Linked DNA regions of Homo sapiens: region 2 is linked to region 1. Evidence: chromatin loops called from intact Hi-C (ENCODE). Cell type or tissue: A673. All regions are shown on one strand.

Evidence for each region. A loop is a pair of places that touch in the nucleus more often than their neighbours do. Peaks named below come from ENCODE experiments on the same cell type or tissue, not always from the same donor. Only the 100,000 strongest peaks of a DNase experiment are listed, where the experiment ranks them.
Region 2: it touches region 1 in a loop (2.2-fold over the local background); 1 of 110 quality-filtered maps calls a loop at or near these places.

What each region holds. Positions count from the first base shown.
Region 1 is chr14:21,010,722-21,018,721 of GRCh38, reverse strand. NDRG2 (NDRG family member 2) reads left to right here. Exons shown (of 16, transcript NM_001320329.2): 13 at 218-265; 14 at 483-518; 15 at 684-735; 16 at 960-1,950. The coding sequence ends at 1,126. Among named protein-coding and RNA genes, the nearest start is that of MIR6717, 8.7 kb to the left of the region's middle. In A673, CTCF peaks have their summits at 3,657 (motif pointing left) and 3,857 (motif pointing left); a DNase peak (open chromatin) is centred at 3,841.
Region 2 is chr14:21,188,345-21,196,344 of GRCh38, reverse strand. No RefSeq gene overlaps it. Among named protein-coding and RNA genes, the nearest start is that of LINC00641, 15 kb to the left of the region's middle. RefSeq lists an enhancer at 3,016-3,516. In A673, no CTCF peak of the experiment used is centred here; a DNase peak (open chromatin) is centred at 4,204; H3K4me3 peaks cover 882 bases.

The sequences.
Region 1 (8,000 bases):
GGTCCTAAAGTGGTGGTCAGAAGAGTATCTTGCCAAGGGGATGTCCTGTTTGGCACAGGGAGATCAACTTTGGGGCACTAAGAATTTGATTCCTGGTAAGGAGGAACTGGGTAGGGAGCTGATAGAAAAGGGACTGGGGTCTGGGTTCCTGGGTCCCTTACGGGGGAGGCGCCACAGTGGGCGTGACCTCATTCATTCAGCCTCCTGCTTACTCCAGGTGGAATGTAACTCAAAACTGGACCCCACCCAGACCTCGTTCCTCAAGGTCAGTAACCTGTTCCTGGGCCCCCGTCCACAGTCATATATCCTCTCTACATGCAGCTGCTAAGCCTCCAGGGCCCGGCATGGGAGCAAATGGGGTGAACGAAGAACAAAACAAAGGGGCTAGAGTGAAGAAGCTAGGGAAGAGAGACCCTTTCCACCTCTCTGCATGGCTCATTTATGTGTGTTTCACTTTTTCTGGGTGGTGCTCTCCTGAACAGATGGCTGACTCCGGAGGTCAGCCCCAGCTGACTCAGGTGAGTGCCGCTGCCGTCCATGGGATGGGGAAGGGACATAGGATACCGGTGGCACTGGGCTCTGCCCTTTGCCACACACCCGGCCCCACAGTGCCGCAGCCTCAGGCTCCAGCTCTTCCTCTAACCTCATCTCACCGTCTCCCTCGCCTCTTCTTACTTCCGCAGCCAGGCAAGCTGACCGAGGCCTTCAAGTACTTCCTGCAAGGCATGGGCTACAGTGAGTATCGGGACAAGAGCTTGCTGCACTAGAGGAGAGATAGGCACTGACGGGGTGGAACCGTTTTAGGTGAATGCCTGGACTCACCGCTATCTGCCCAATCGAGCTCGTTGATCCCCTGGCTTAGTTATAACTAGTCCATAATCCAAGGACCACACCCTGAGTCGCCAGCCCCCCTTCCCCACTTCCTCTCTGACTGCTTGTGCATCGTGCTGTCTCCACAGTGGCCTCATCCTGCATGACTCGCCTGTCCCGGTCTCGTACAGCCTCTCTGACCAGTGCAGCATCCGTTGATGGCAACCGGTCCCGCTCTCGCACCCTGTCCCAGAGCAGCGAGTCTGGAACTCTTTCTTCGGGGCCCCCGGGGCACACCATGGAGGTCTCCTGTTGAATGGCCCTTGTTGCCCTAGAGTGGGACCCAGCCCTCACCTCCCCCAGAGCTAACCTGGGAGGTGCTGAAGGGGCATTGGGCCACCGTAAGCAAGGGAAAAAGGGCAGATCATGCGGGGAGATGACCTTGATCTTTGATTGCTACCCTAACCTTGACCTTTAACCCGTGATTCCCCCCAGCTCCTGGAAGAGATGTCCTAATATCTCTTAGGGACCCAGACCCCTAAATTCTCCTCCTCCCCCATTTTGATGTTAAGGTGGAGAGGGCATATGCATCCTCTGTCCTGATCTAGGTGTCTATAGCTGAGGGGTAAGAGGTTGTTGTAGTTGTCCTGGTGCCTCCATCAGACTCTCCCTACTTGTCCCATATTTGCAAGGGGAGGGGATTTGGGGCTGGGGCTCCATTCACCAAAGCTGAGGTGGCTTCTCATTAACCCTTTAGGACTCTGAAGGGTATGGACCTACGTGAATGTGTGTCAGGGGGAGACTTGCTGGTGGGTTAGTGGTCCTCAGGATGTGATAGAAACATCCAGTGTAAAAAGGAAGTTGGAATGGGAGTTGGCGGGCAGTGAACGAGTGTGGGGAAGGATTGGTGCTGGGGCAACAGGAAGGGGCCTGGGGCCGTTTGGCTGCACTAACTTTGGTAGCTCAGTGTGCATCTAGAGTGGGACTGGGGAGGGAGCTAAGCTTGGGCTGGGCTGCTTGGGGCTTGGCATAGGGTGGAAAGGGCTACCCTGGGGCTCTGACCACACTGTAGTATGTGTGGAGGGTGCCCTCCCGTCTCCCACAACTTCTGCTATAACAATAAACTGTAGAGGAATCTGAGTACCGTTATTATTCTTTGTCTAGGTGTGCCTGCATCATGCTCCTCTTCCTATCTTCTCCCTGTCCACGTCTCATATTCTCTTCTCAAAGTGATATAAACCCTGGGAGAGGGCCTTTGTGGCATAGGCACTTCACAAAATATGACCACATAGAAACTGGCTCTTTTCCAATACAACGGTGTTGCCTTGATATTGTAGTATTTTTAAGCCTGGGAGAGAGGAACCATTTAGATCTTAGGAGACTTCCTTATCAACTATGGGTAACTGAGAAAGGCCACAGGATTTCAGAGATACCACCAACATCACCACCTTTAAGAAAGAATTGAAGAGGCTGGGCAAGGTGGCTCGCATCTGTGATCCCAACACACTTGAGAAGCTGAGGTGGGCAGACCACTTGAGCTCAGAAGTTTGTGACCAGCCTGGGGAACATGGTGAAACCCCGTCTCTGCAAAAAATACAAAAATTAGCTGGGCTTGATGGTGCACACCTGTAGTCCCAGCTACTAGGGAGGCTGAGGTGGGAGGATCACTTGAGCCCAGGAGGTGGAGGTTGCAGTGAGCCACGGTCACACCACTGCACTCCAGCCTGGGCGACAGAGTGAGACTCCATCTCAAAAAAAAAAAAAAAAAAAATTGAAGAAGACTGATGACAGAAGTGCCCAAGGATATCTTGAGACCCACCTTCCTGTAGGATCCTCCCTAGGGGGTCACCTAGATTCCATTTTGGATGTTTTAGTGCAATCAGTAGACCAGGGTGCATGAACTTAACTGTAAGGGGTGGGCTGCTCATAGTTCATTCTGATCTGAAGACTCTTTCAGGAGGGGTGCAGCAAAAAGGAGGATTTATCTTGAGAATTCCTCTTCCCTCATGGAATCCAAGGGATCTGGGAGCTAATTAAGTCTATGTTTGTGGTTTATTAGGAAGCTTTTTCACAACTATGAACAATGAAGAGGAATTCTTATTTTGCAGCTGTTGCAGGCTGATTCTTAGGGTCTTGAGGCACAAGAAGTAAAAATGAGGAGGCACCTTGTAGCATTATTGACAACACTACTGTGATGGACTATTACAAGGTCTTTTGCTAGATTGCTTTACAGAAACTCCACAGGCAATTATACCCTTTCCTCAATGAAACTGAGCTGAGGACTAATGCACTTGATGTCTGGTGCTGACACACTGATTGACATGGAAATAGGATATGGAATATGCCCTTGATTCTTGAGCATTTCATCACTGTCCTTCATAGAACTGGGTCTATTTTAAATGTGGTAGGCCAGGGTCAGAAGGGGAAGCGGAGGTATTGGGTAACAAACAGGGTTATGGAGCTCGCTATTGGATGCTGAGGGTGTTGGGTGACCACACGCAGGGCAGGCAGCAGAGTGCGAAGCACCACACTGAAGAAAAGAAGCGGCATAATTGGAATCAGTGGGGACCAACTAGCTTCTCGGAAAAACACAAGGAAAAGGCAAAAACCTATAACCAGCATCAATCTTTACTGGCAATAGCTGCTGTTGTGTATTATGGATGGGAAGGCAAGTCTTTTCTGCATATCTGCCTACATAGATAACACTGTCAGCAGGGCAATCTCTACAAATGGGAGCACATTACATGTATGTGTAGATAGGTGAGTGTGTGCATACACATCTATCATGTAGGTGGGTGTGTCAAATGGGTGATGACTGTGTGTCTTTCCCATAGATGTCTCTGCATAAGAAATCTGAGTTTGGTAGAGAGAAAGATGCCCTCTGCTGGGAGCTAGTCGTGGGGTGGGGGTTTTGTCCTTGACTGACCTCTCTACTCTGTTGGAGAGCGACGAAAAGCTCAAGAATCAAGAGCATATTCCATGTCCCATTTCCATGTCAATCAGCTAAACATTCCAGTTTAGCCCATGGGGTCACAGTGCCCCCTTGTGGTTGACATGGTTCTTAATAACTTTCCCCAGTTCCCAGGTCCCTTGGTGTTTCCTCGGTCTTACAGCTCCATTGTGCTTTGTGGTTCTGTGTAGTAGCTCTATAGGAAGGAGGTCCTAATATCATGGTTGGCCATTGATCTTGACCATTTTCAAAATTTTCAAGATCAGAGCTGGTCTCCTCTCAGAGGAGAGGAGAGGTGATTTTACAGAAGCAGAACCACAGACTCCCTACTTTTTGTCTCTGCTTCAGGTTTAGGACCCCTGTTTCTCTCTTCCCCTTATTGTCAAGGAACGTGAGTACTTCCCAGACTTTAGGGACAAAATCCCAAGACAGCTAAGAGAAGATTCAATGGGAAAGAGAGTAAAACCGGAACAGAGTGAAAAGAGCCTTATGGTTTCAGCTTGAAAATTCTGGATTTCACGAAGAGATTTTAAAGGGTGAGTCTCTGATGGTACACTGAACCTGCAGTAGGAGGGATGGATGTTAGCCATAAGAGAGTATATGAATGGTAAGGGAAAATACTGGAGTGGGAGACACCACCTTCCTTCCTCTTTTTCCTTCTCTTTCTTCTTTCTTTCCTTCTTTCTTTCTTTCTTTCTTTCTTTCTTTCTTTCTTTCTTTCTTTCTTTCTTCTTTCTTTTTTTCTTCTTTCTTTTCTTTTTCTTTCTTTCTCTTTCTTCTTTCCTTCTTTTTCTTCTTTCTTTCCTTCTCTCTTTCTTTCTCTGTCTTCCTTCCTTCCTTTCTTTCTCTCTTTATCTCTTTCTTTTCTTTTTCTTCTTTCTTCTCTTTGTTTTTTTTCAGATAGGGTCTCACTCTGTCACCCAGGCTGGAGTGCAGTGGTGCAATCTCTGCTCAGTGCAACATCTGCCTCCTGGGCTCAAGCAATTCTCCAATCTCAGCCTCCTGAGTAGCTGGGACCACAGGTGTGCGCCACCATGCCCAGCTAGCTTTTTGTGTATATATAAATATATATATTTTTGTGTGTGTATATATAGATGTGTATTTATGTATATATATGTGTATATATGTATATATAGTGTAAATATATGTGTCTATATATGTGTGTGTGTGTGTGTATTTATTTATTTTTTTGGTAGAGACAGGTTTTCCCCATGTTGTCCAAGCTAGTCTCAAACTCCTGAGTTCAAGTGATCCGCCCGCCTCAGCCTCTCAAAGTGCTGGGATTACAGGCATGAGCCACTGTGCCTGGCTGGGAGACACCACCTTTCTAGAGCAATTTTAGGACTAACTAGAAAGTGAGAGTCAGTTCTGACTAGAGGCCAGGGTATGGTGAGGGCAAATAGTGCCCAGAGCAATGTCATTTGTTTGTACCCTCTCTCCTCACTAACATCAGAATTTCCCACTAATTGGATAAATACATAGTAAAAGTTGAATGTCCTGTGTACTTGACATTCAACAACTGTGAAGACAGTAACAAAGAACACAATTTAAAATTTTTAAAAATCAACAACCAGCATTTTATAAGCATTCCCACACTGGTGCCTGGGGTTTCAGGTGTCATTCCTCTCTGCACCTCTTTGGCTTCCCCCTTGCTAGTGGCAATGGGCTCCCCGCTCAGGTCAGTCAGGGGGAACGTGAGGGTGTCTGGCTGGTTGTCACACTCACACATACAAACCCACTCACACTCTGGCAGCTGTTCCTTGTACCTTATCAGACCAGAGGCAGGAGCAAGGGACTGTTTCTTGCAGTGAGGGTGGCAAGACATTCTAAAATTGTCCTTCAGGGTGAGGTGAAGTGGCACAAACTCTTGTAAGAGTTTGTCTGGAGCTCTTTGGTTTTTGTTCCTGGATGTGTCTTGTCCTTGTGTGTTGATCTCTGACTGACCTCCCACACTACTCCCAAAACTCTGGTTTCTCTCTGATGCTATTCCCCATCTCTCTTTCTTTACACATTGTCATCCTACAACTGCAATATTCAAATCAAACCCTCAGCTTGAAAGCAAAGGAAAGATGAGTTCCAAAGGGTTACTTTAGAGAAAAATGTACTGGTGGCAGAAATGGAATGCTGGCTCTAGGAGGGCAGTTGGAGGTATCGTTGTTCTATATTCTTCCTCTTTAAGTATATACAAAGTACATGTGTGGAGTGGAGAATGAGGGGTAGGGACAGAGGACAGGGATTGGGGAGACTTGAGAATGCTCTACATAAATCCTCTCCTGACTATTCCAATTGGTTTTCCCTCATCCCTTTTCCCATCCTGCACGTCCTTCCTCTGATTTTTTTTTTTTGGAGACAGAGCCTCACTCTGTTGCCCAGACTGGAGTGCAGTGGTGCAATCTCAGCTCATTGCAACCTCCGTCTCCCAGGCTCAAACAATCCTCTCACCTCAGCCTCCCAAGTAGCTGGGACTACAGGTGTGCACCACCATACCCAGCTAGTTTTTTGTATTTTTTGTGTGTATATATATATTTTTTATTTTTTTTTGTAGAGATGGGGTTTTGCCACATTGCCTGGGCTGGTGTTGAACTCCTGAGCTCAAGCGACACGCCTGCCTTGGCCTCCCAAAGTGCTGGGATTACAGGCGTGTGCCACTGTGCCTCGCCTTTTCCTTCTTTTTTTATTTTTTCAGCTCTCACCATTCTAGTTACCATTTGTTATAAGCTATCTCTTAGGGCTGAGTGAATCAAGGCTTACTCCTGAATCAGGTTTGCAGTCACCATGCCCTGGGCATCTCGGCTCTCCTTCCTGTCCTAGGGTTCTTATGCCTGTTCTTATTCCAGCCTTTCTTGTTTTAATCTCATTCAGAAATCACATTCATCTTCTGCTTCCGTATAACCCTCTCTGGCTCCTTGCTGGGAATTCATATCTTCTGAAAACAATCAAAAGGTTATTTCAGTTTCCTAGTCCTGATGTTCTCCCTGATATTCTCTACATGAGCCATTCTCTAGTTTTATTCTAGCTCTTGAAACAATATGGTTCAAACTAAAGATGGTTCTGTTCCTGGTTGGTAAGAATTTTGGAAAAAGGAAAGGAAATAGCCATGGAAAGGAAAGAAAGCATTGATGGCTGAGGACAGAGGAGACTAAAGCAGGAATCCAAGGGCTCCTGGGATAGAAGGAGGCAGAAAGTTCAGGACTCATCCACCTATGCCTGACATATCCCAAGCTCTACCTCATTTACCTCAAATGCCGGTAGAGACCCAGAACATGGTGAGGAGCTCCAACAGTCTAATGTACTTCTCCTTAAGTCTCCTTTCTGCAGCCATACAAATCCTCTGTACTAGAAATAGCTCTCTAGCTTTCACATACATTTGTACCTTTCAATTCACCCCTCCCAAAGTCCTAGCAAGATCACTCAAGTTGAAAGTAGCAGAGAATGGATGGTATGTGGAACACCTGCTTGCCCCTTTACATCTGGGTATTATGCTCTGTGCCCCATGAGGCTTACCTGGCTGCAATGCACCAACAGAGATTTTTGTCCTCTGGCTTCTGTTTGGGTTTGGCAGGAGATCAAAGAGTAGGAGAGTAAATTTTTTCCCCTGGTTCCTCCTTGTTGGGTCCCTGCAAGTTGGCTGCATCCCTCCACCAAAGGCCACAGCTCGTGTTGGATGGCCCTGTCTAGTTTCTGACAACTGCTCCCTTCTCTTCAGCCTAGGTAATAGCATTGTTTTTATTCAGTCCCAGGGTGTTGCCCCATGATTTGTTGCTTTGTTCAAACCCACACCTTCCTAAATACTCCCTTTATTAATATCACCTCAATCATCTAATGTACTATCTGCTTTCTTCTGGGATCCTAACATATAGGCTGGGGAGATGGGAGGATGTGGTAAGGAAAAGGTAATGAGGGAGAAGAGAATCTATACATTGAAGTTTTCTTAGAATCACGGAAACATGGGCTTGAAACCCAGCTAGCTCTGTGATCAAATTATTTAACTTTTCTGAATGCCAGTTTCCCTGGACTTACTGTGGAGATAATGTCTACCTGTTGAGGTTATGAAATATTGAGTTTATCAGGTACCTTCAGGCATTTGTTCATCCATTTACATTCCAAGCCCCCAGGGATTGTGGATTGTCTAAGGAAATTATTGCTTTCTAGGAGTTTCAAGTAGTCTTTGACTAGAACTAGAAGCAACAAATGGGAGTGTGTAGCTGTGTGGTATTTAGCATTCTATACACAGGGGGTC
Region 2 (8,000 bases), 180 kb before region 1:
AGCAGTTATTTATATAGTCTGGATAGCAATTTTTTATGAGATATATGACTTGCAAATATTTTTTCCCATTTTGTGGATTGCATTTTCACTCTGTGGGTAGTATTTTACAGTGTTTTTGAGGGTATCTCTTTTTATAGTTGTTTTGAGTGGTTGCTCTAGGTGTTGCCTTATACATACAAAATGGATTACAGTATACTACTATTGTTTTACCATGTCAAGTGAAATGTAGAAAATTTACCTTATTTATATACCTTACCCTCCCCATTCATAATACAATTGTATTAAATATTTCCTCTACCTATTAGAGAACCTCATTAAATAATTTTATGATTTTTGCTTCTACTGTTAGCAGTGGCAGAGATCTGAGTTACCCCAAGGTACCAGCAGCCTATCTGTATGGGTCCATGGCAAGTTCCAGAGCAGGAATGGAAGTTTATTTAAAAAGGCCTTAGAATAGGAAAGAAAGGAAGGTGCGCTTGGAATAAAAAAAAAAAGCAGGCACATGAAGTTTAATAGAGAAGGTCAAATGCCGTTTAACCATGATCCTAGGACTTTCGTAAGTTTGCCTCTTTCCCAGGATTCTTCCCATAGGGTGGGCTTTCCGCATGCCCAGTGCTTTCCTTACCCTTTGGAACCGAGCCTGTTCAGTGTGTTTAGGGAGTTATATGCATGCCCAATCTGAGGCTTTCTTCCTTTTTCTGGTGGTGCGTCCCCAGAAAATCATACTTCACCATTTTTGTCTCTTAACATCCATGACCAGGAAGTTGCTTCTCCCTGGAACCTGCATTCAATTAACAGGTGTGGACCATCAGGAAATGGCCTCTCCCTGGCCCTGCCACATTATCATTTTTAGAGAGGCAATGTGGTAACTGCCGAACCATCACCAGACATTTCTAATGGGTGCAGGGAGAGTCAGTCCTCTCCTGTGCCACTCATGCCTGACTACCTGTAATACTGCCGTCAAATGTAATCTTTTTAAAAACCAAGAAGATAATTTTTTTGTTGTTGTTAACCATGTTTTTACCCTTTCCATTGTTCTTTTCTCATTACTGCTATTTAAAGATTCCTTCTTTTATCATTTTCCATCTGTTTCGAAAGCTTCCTTCGGCCATTTTAAAGGATAGATTGGCTGGCAAAAGTTCTTAATTTTCCTTTATTTGAAAATGTCTTGGCCAGATGCAGTGGCTCACACTTGTAATCCCAGCACTTAGAGAAGCCGAGGTGAGCAGATCGCTTGAGCCCAGGAGTTCAAGACCAGCCTGGGCAACATGGTGAGACCCTGTACAAAATTAGCTGGATATGATGGCACATGCCTGTAGTACCAGGTACTCATGAGGCTGAAGTGGGAGGATCAATTAAGCCTGGGAGGACAAAGCTGCAGTGAGCTCTGATTGCACCACTTCACTCCAGCCTGGACAACAGATTGAGACCCTGCAAAAAAAAAAAAAAAAAAGAAAAGAACATGAAAGAGAAAGAAAGAAGAAAGAGAAAGAAGAGAAGAAGGAAGGAAGGAGAAAGAGAAAAAGAAAAGAAGGAAGGAAGGAAAAAGAAAGGAAAGAAGAAAACCAGAAAGAAAGGAAGGAAGGAGAAAGAAAAAGGAAAAAAAAGAAAGAAAAGAAAGAGAGAAAGAGAAAATGTGTGTAACTGAATTTCCATCCTGAAGGATATTTTATGCACATAAAATGTTGGGTTGACTATTCTCTCAGCACTTGAAAAGTGTGCCACTTCCTTCTTGCCTCTATGATTTCTCATGACATTTGAATTGTTGTTCCCCTCTGCTTCGAGTTGGTATTTGAATTTAAAAAATAATAAAATTAAATAAAAATAAAAATAAATGGATTTTGTCCCCTTATAGGTAATGCACCTTTGGCTGATTTCAAGATGTTTTCTTTGTCCTTAGTTTTCAAAAGTGTGATTATGATGTCCTTGTTCTGGATTTCTTTGGGTTCATCTGTCAAGAGTTTCCTCAGCTTCTTGAATCTACGTTTACGTCTGTTGCCAAATTTGGGGAACATCCAGCCATTATTTTTTTGAAATTTGTTCATCCCCACTCTCTTTCTCTTTTCTAAGACTCTGATCACACAAATGCTAGATCTCTTTTGTTATTTTCCAACGGTACCTAAGGCTCAGTTCTTTTTTTTTTTTTCTTCCTGTTGTCCATGTAGGGTAATTTCTACTGTTCTGTCTTTATATTTACAGGTCCTTTCTTCTGTTATCTCCATTCTATTTTTTTTTTTTTTTTTTGAGACCAAGTCTCACTCTGTTCCCCAGGCTGGAGTGCAGTGGCATCATCTTGGCTCACTGCAACCTCCGCCTCCCAGGTTCAAGTGATTCTCCTGCCTCAGCCTCCAGAGTAGCTGGGATTACAGGTGTGCGCCACCACACCCAGCTAATTTTTTGTATTTTTAATAGACATAGTATTTCACCATGTTGGCTAGGCTGGTTTCAAACTCCTGAGCTCAGGCGATCTGCCTGCCTCGGCTTCCCAAAGTGCTGGGATTACAGGCATGAGCCACCGCTCCCAGCCGCAGCTCTCCATTCTATTTTTAGCCATCCAATTTGTTTTCAATTTCAGTTATTGTGTTTTCAAATTTTAAAATTTCCATTTGGTTCTTATGTCTTCTATTTCTTTGCGTAGATTTTCTAATCTTTCATTTGTTGTATGCATATTTATAATTGCTCATTGAAGCATTTTATTATGTCTACATTAAAATCCTTGTCAGATAATTATAAGATTTGTGTCATCTTGGTGTTGGCATCTGTTGCTGTTACGAGATCCTTGGGGTGTCAATTTTCTGGCCTGAAACCTCTGGCCAGTGGTGCCTTTGCCTGAGTTTTGCTCAGGCCTGCTGGGCTCATTCTGCCCACTTGGATTTGCAGGCTGCACTCAGCTCACACTACCAGCATGGATCCCACATCTGCCAAGGGTGAGTCAGGCATGGAGTGGTGAGGGGTGTGTGAGCAAGCATGGGGTCCAGCCACTGCTGCAGTCAGACATGCTAGCTGCTGCAGTGGGGCCAGCAGCTCCGGGTGCTGGCAAGGGCCCTGGCTCTCTGCGAGGCTGTGGCTGGACCAGGCGCACTGCAAGCAGCTTCCCTGGCTAGCACCAGGAAATGCAGTGGTGTCTGGAAGCCTGGAGACGCCAGGCACTGCAGGACCCCAAAGAGGGAGTCACAGTCCTGGCTTGGGGAGCTCCTAGGTCTGGGCTCCCTGAGGAGTCACAGCTCTTCTCTCCTCTTCACCTGCAACATGGCAAGCAAGGGGCATGTTTCAGCCCTGTTTGTGTTATAGCTTTTTTAGCTCCACCATTCGGTGGGTCCCGAGTTCTTGTCCTGTGACCAGGAAGAATGAGGTATGCAGACAAGTGGAGGGTGAGCAAGATGAAGAGGAGCTTTATTGAGCAATAGACAACTTACTGGAGACCCACAGCGGGGTCTGCAGCCAGGGTGTCCCAAGAGTGTTCAGCTCCTAGTAGAGAGGAGGCACTAAAGTGGGTTTCTCTTTTCTGCAAGCAGGTCTTCCAGTCCTCTTCCCAGCTCTCAGTAGAGAGGAGGACTTGGAGTGGGTAGCTCCTCTCTGCAGCTGGTTGTCCTGTCGTCTGCTCAGCTCTGGCTGAATCCAGGGCTTTAATGGGTTCATAAAAGCCCTCAGAGGGGAGGAAGTGTGCACTATTGGTCCATGGGCAGCCATGGGTGACTGGGAAAAGGCACCACAAGTTCCTACTCCATGGGACTGTTAGCCCAGCCCCCAGTCCTCCTTGGCCTGAAGGTGGGGTCTCACCAGGGACCTACCCTCTTCCACCCAGGAATCTGTCTGCCTCCTGCTGTCATTTATGGTATCCTCCCAGACTTTGCTCTGAGATGGGAAGGGGGAACAGCAGGGAGAAGCCAGGCAGTGAGAGCAGGCGCTTTCAAGCCTACGAGGGCAGGGGGGCATTCCCGGGTCCCCAAGAGTGCAGGGATGTCTGAGTCTCCAGCCAGGGTTTGGGTGGCGGCAGCTGCGTGTGGGGTTGGGGGAGGGGGGACAGGACTCCTGCCTGCTCTTCTGAGTGGGAGGCCCAGGTCTGCAGCTGCAGTTTTGGTGGCTGCAGCTGTGCCCTGGAGGACAGGGATCCTGCCTGCTCCCAGCCCCGAAAGAGCGCAGGGAGGCTCGGATCTGCAGCCACAACTTGTGCAGCTGCAGCTCCGCCCAAGAGGGCGGGGCTCCTGTTTCCTCCATGAAGTGGGAGGCCCGGTCTGCAGCCACCGTTTGGGTAGCCGCAGCGGCGCCCAGGGACGTCCTGCCCCAGTTCAGAAGGGGCAGGGCTCCCGCTTGTTCCCTCCGGCTCCACTAAGCATGCAGCCCCAGGTGCCTCCCTGCTGCAGCTGGTGTGATGGTAGTGGCAGACCATCTGGAGCAGCCGCTGCCATCATTGCCTCATTCAAATGGAGGTTTTTCTGGGTTCTTGGTATGACAAGTGATTTTTTTTATTGTATCTTGGACATACTGGTATTATTTTATGATTTTCTGGATCTTACTGAAATTTTATATTTTAGCAGGCCTCCACTGACACCTTGCTAGTGGAGGAAGGAAGGGGACACCATCTTGGTTTTTTTTTTTTTTTTTTTTTGAGGCAGAGTTGCACAGGCTGGGGTGCAGTGGCACGATCTTGCTTCACTGAAACCTCCGCCTCCCTGGTTCAAGAGATTCTCCTGCCTCAGCCTTGCGAGTAGCTGGGATTACAGATGCCCACCACCACACCTGGCTAATTTTTGAAGTTTTAGTAGAGATGGGTTTCACCATGTTGGCCAGACTGGTCTTGAAATCCTGACCTCAGGTGATCCACCCACCTCAGCCTTCCAAAGTGCTGGGATTACAGGAATGAGCCACCATGCGGGGCCTGGACACCATCTTGTTACCACTGGGTGGAGGTGGAAGTCCATGCTTCTCCCTGAGCCTCTGCTGACATGAGGAAAGGTGCCTCATTTTTGCTGGGTAGGGGTAGAAATGTAGACACCCGATTCAGCCTCCACTGCTACCACCGGTATAGGGAGGGGGGCACTGTTGCTGCCAGGCAGGGGTGGAAATCTAGACACCCAGCTCCGCTTCTGGAGACACTGCAGGAAGGCAGAATGGTGCTTCATTATTGCTAGGTAAGGTGGAAGTATAGGCTCCTCATTCAGCTCTGACTGCAGTTTTTGCCATGAAGTTTGGCTGGAGTACTGTAAATGCTGTCAAAAGATTTTCTCTCCTACTAGGCCACCCATTTTCCAGTTCTTTGGCTGGAGAAAGAATTGGGGCTTGGGGGACAGTTTTATCTGCCATATAATAATCAGCTGGCAATTTTAAAAAACAAGCCTCTGGGATTTTAAGTGGGATTGTATAAGCAAAATGGAATAAATCTTTAGAATTCTGATTCTTCCAATATATGAAAATGTTATAACCCTCCATTTGTTTAGGTCTTTAATTGTTTTAATATTATTTACTCGCTTTTAGCATACAGATCTTGCACATCTTTCATTAGAATTAATTTATTTTGGATACTGATGTAAATGCTATAATTTAAGATAACTTATTTTCCAATTAATTTTTTAACAATAATTTATTTTTATGTGTTGATTTTGTATTCAGGTCCTGCTAAATTTATTTGTTCTGTATATTCATTTTGAGGTTTTTTTATTTTTTTATTTTTATTTATTTATTTTTTTGAGACGAAGTCTCCCTCTGTTGTCAGGCTGGAGTGCAGTGGCCCTATCTCGTCTCACTGCAACCTCCGCCTCCTGGGTTCAAGCGATTCTCCTGCCTCAGCCTCCTGAGTAGCTGAGACTACAGGCACCTGCCACCACACCCAGCTAATTTTTGTATTTTTAGTAGAGACGGGGTTTCACTGTGTTGGCCAGGCTGGTCTCGAACTCCTGACCTCATGATCCACCCGCCTCGGACTCCCAAAGTGCTGGGATTACAGGCATGAGCCACCGCACCCGGCCTCATTTTGAGTTTTTTATGTTGGCTGTGAATAATGAAAATTTTGTTTCTTGTTTTCCAGAACTTACATACTTATTCCTTATTGCCTCATTGCACATTGTTAAATATAAATTGTCCAGTTTAATGTTGAATCAAAATAGTGACAGAGGATAAACTCATTTTATTCCATATCTCAAGGGGAAACCTTTTTTTTTTTTTTTTTTTTTTGAGACGCGGTCTCGCTCTGTAGCCCAGGCTGGAGTGCGGTGGTGCAATCTCGGCTCACTGCAAGCTCTGCCACCCGGGTTCATGCCATTCTCCTGCCTCAGCCTCCTGAGTAGCTGGGACTACAGGCGCCCGCCACCACACCTGGTTTTTGTTTTTTTTGTTTTTTTTTTTTGAGACGGAGTCTTGCTCTGTTGCCCAGGCTGGAGCGGGATCTCGGCTCACTGTAAGCTCCGCCTCCTGGGTTCGCGCCATTCTCCTGCCTCAGCTTCCTGAGTAGCTGGGACTACAGGCGCCCTCCACCACGCCCGGCTAATTTTTTGTATTTTTAGTAGAGACGGGGTTTCACCGTGTTAGCCAGGATGGTCTTGATCTCCTGACCTCGTGATCCTCCTGCCTTGGCTTCCCAAAGTGCTGGGATTACAGGCGTGAGCCACCGCGCCCGGCCAGTGGGAAAGCTTTTAATATTTGGCAATAAATATTTTGTTTGCTATGCTTTTTTATAGTAATCTTTTCTCAGATTAATTAAGGAAATACTCTTTCATCACTACTTAAAAAGGTTTCTAAAAAAGTTTTTATTTATTTTGTTTCTATTGCTGCTGAACAAATTCATAGCAAAGATTTTTTTTTTTAAATCCTGAATGGGTATAGCATTTTATCAAATGCTTATTCTCCATCAGTTGTGACAAGTGCATTTTTTTTTTTTAAGTATTTATTGATCATTCTTGGGTGTTTCCCAGAGAGGGGGATTTGGCAGGGTCATAGGACAATAGTGGAGGGAAGGTCAGCAGATAAACATGTGAACAAAGGTCTCTGGTTTTCCTAGGCAGAGGACCCTGCGGCCTTCCGCAGTGTTTGTGTCCCTGGGTACTTGAGATTAGGGAGTGGTGTTGACTCTTAACGAGCATGCTGCCTTCAAGCATCTGTTTAACAAAGCACATCTTGCACCGCCCTTAATCCATTTAACCCTGAGTGGACACAGCACATGTTTCAGAGAGCACAGGGTTGGGGGTAAGGTCACAGATCAACAGGATCCCAAGGCAGAAGAATTTTTCTTAGTACAGAACAAAATGAAAAGTCTCCCATGTCTACTTCTTTCTACACAGACACGGCAACCATCCGATTTCTCAATCTTTTCCCCACCTTTCCCCCTTTTCTATTCCACAAAACCGCCATTGTCATCATGGCCCATTCTCAATGAGCTGTTGGGTACACCTCCCAGACCGGGTGGTGGCCGGGCAGAGGGGCTCCTCACTTCCCAGTAGGGGTGGCCGGGCAGAGACGCTCCTCACCTCCTAGACGGGGTCGCGGCCGGGCAGAGGCGCTCCTCACATCCCAGACGGGGCGGCGGGGCAGAGGCGCTTCCCACATCTCAGACGATGGGCGGCCGGGCAGAGACGCTCCTCATTTCCTAGACGGGATGGCGGGGGGCAGAGACGCTCCTCACTTTCCAAACTGGGCAGCCAGGCAGAGGGGCTCCTCACATCCCAGACGATGGGCAGCCAGGCAGAGACGCTCCTCACTTCCCAGACGGGGTGGCGGCCGGGCAGAGGCTGCAATCTCGGCACTTTGGGAGGCCAAGGCAGGCTGCTGGGAGGTGGAGGTTGTAGCGAGCCGAGATCACGCCACTGCACTCCAGCCTGGGCAACAACATTGAGCACTGAGTGAACGAGACTCCGTCTGCAATCCCGGCACCTCGGGAGGCCGAGGCTGGCGGATCACTCGTGGTTAGGAGCTGGAGACCAGCCCGGCCAACACGGCGAAACCCCGTCTCCACCAAAAAAATACGAAAACCAGTCAGGCGTGGCGGCGCGCGCCTGCAATCGCAGGCA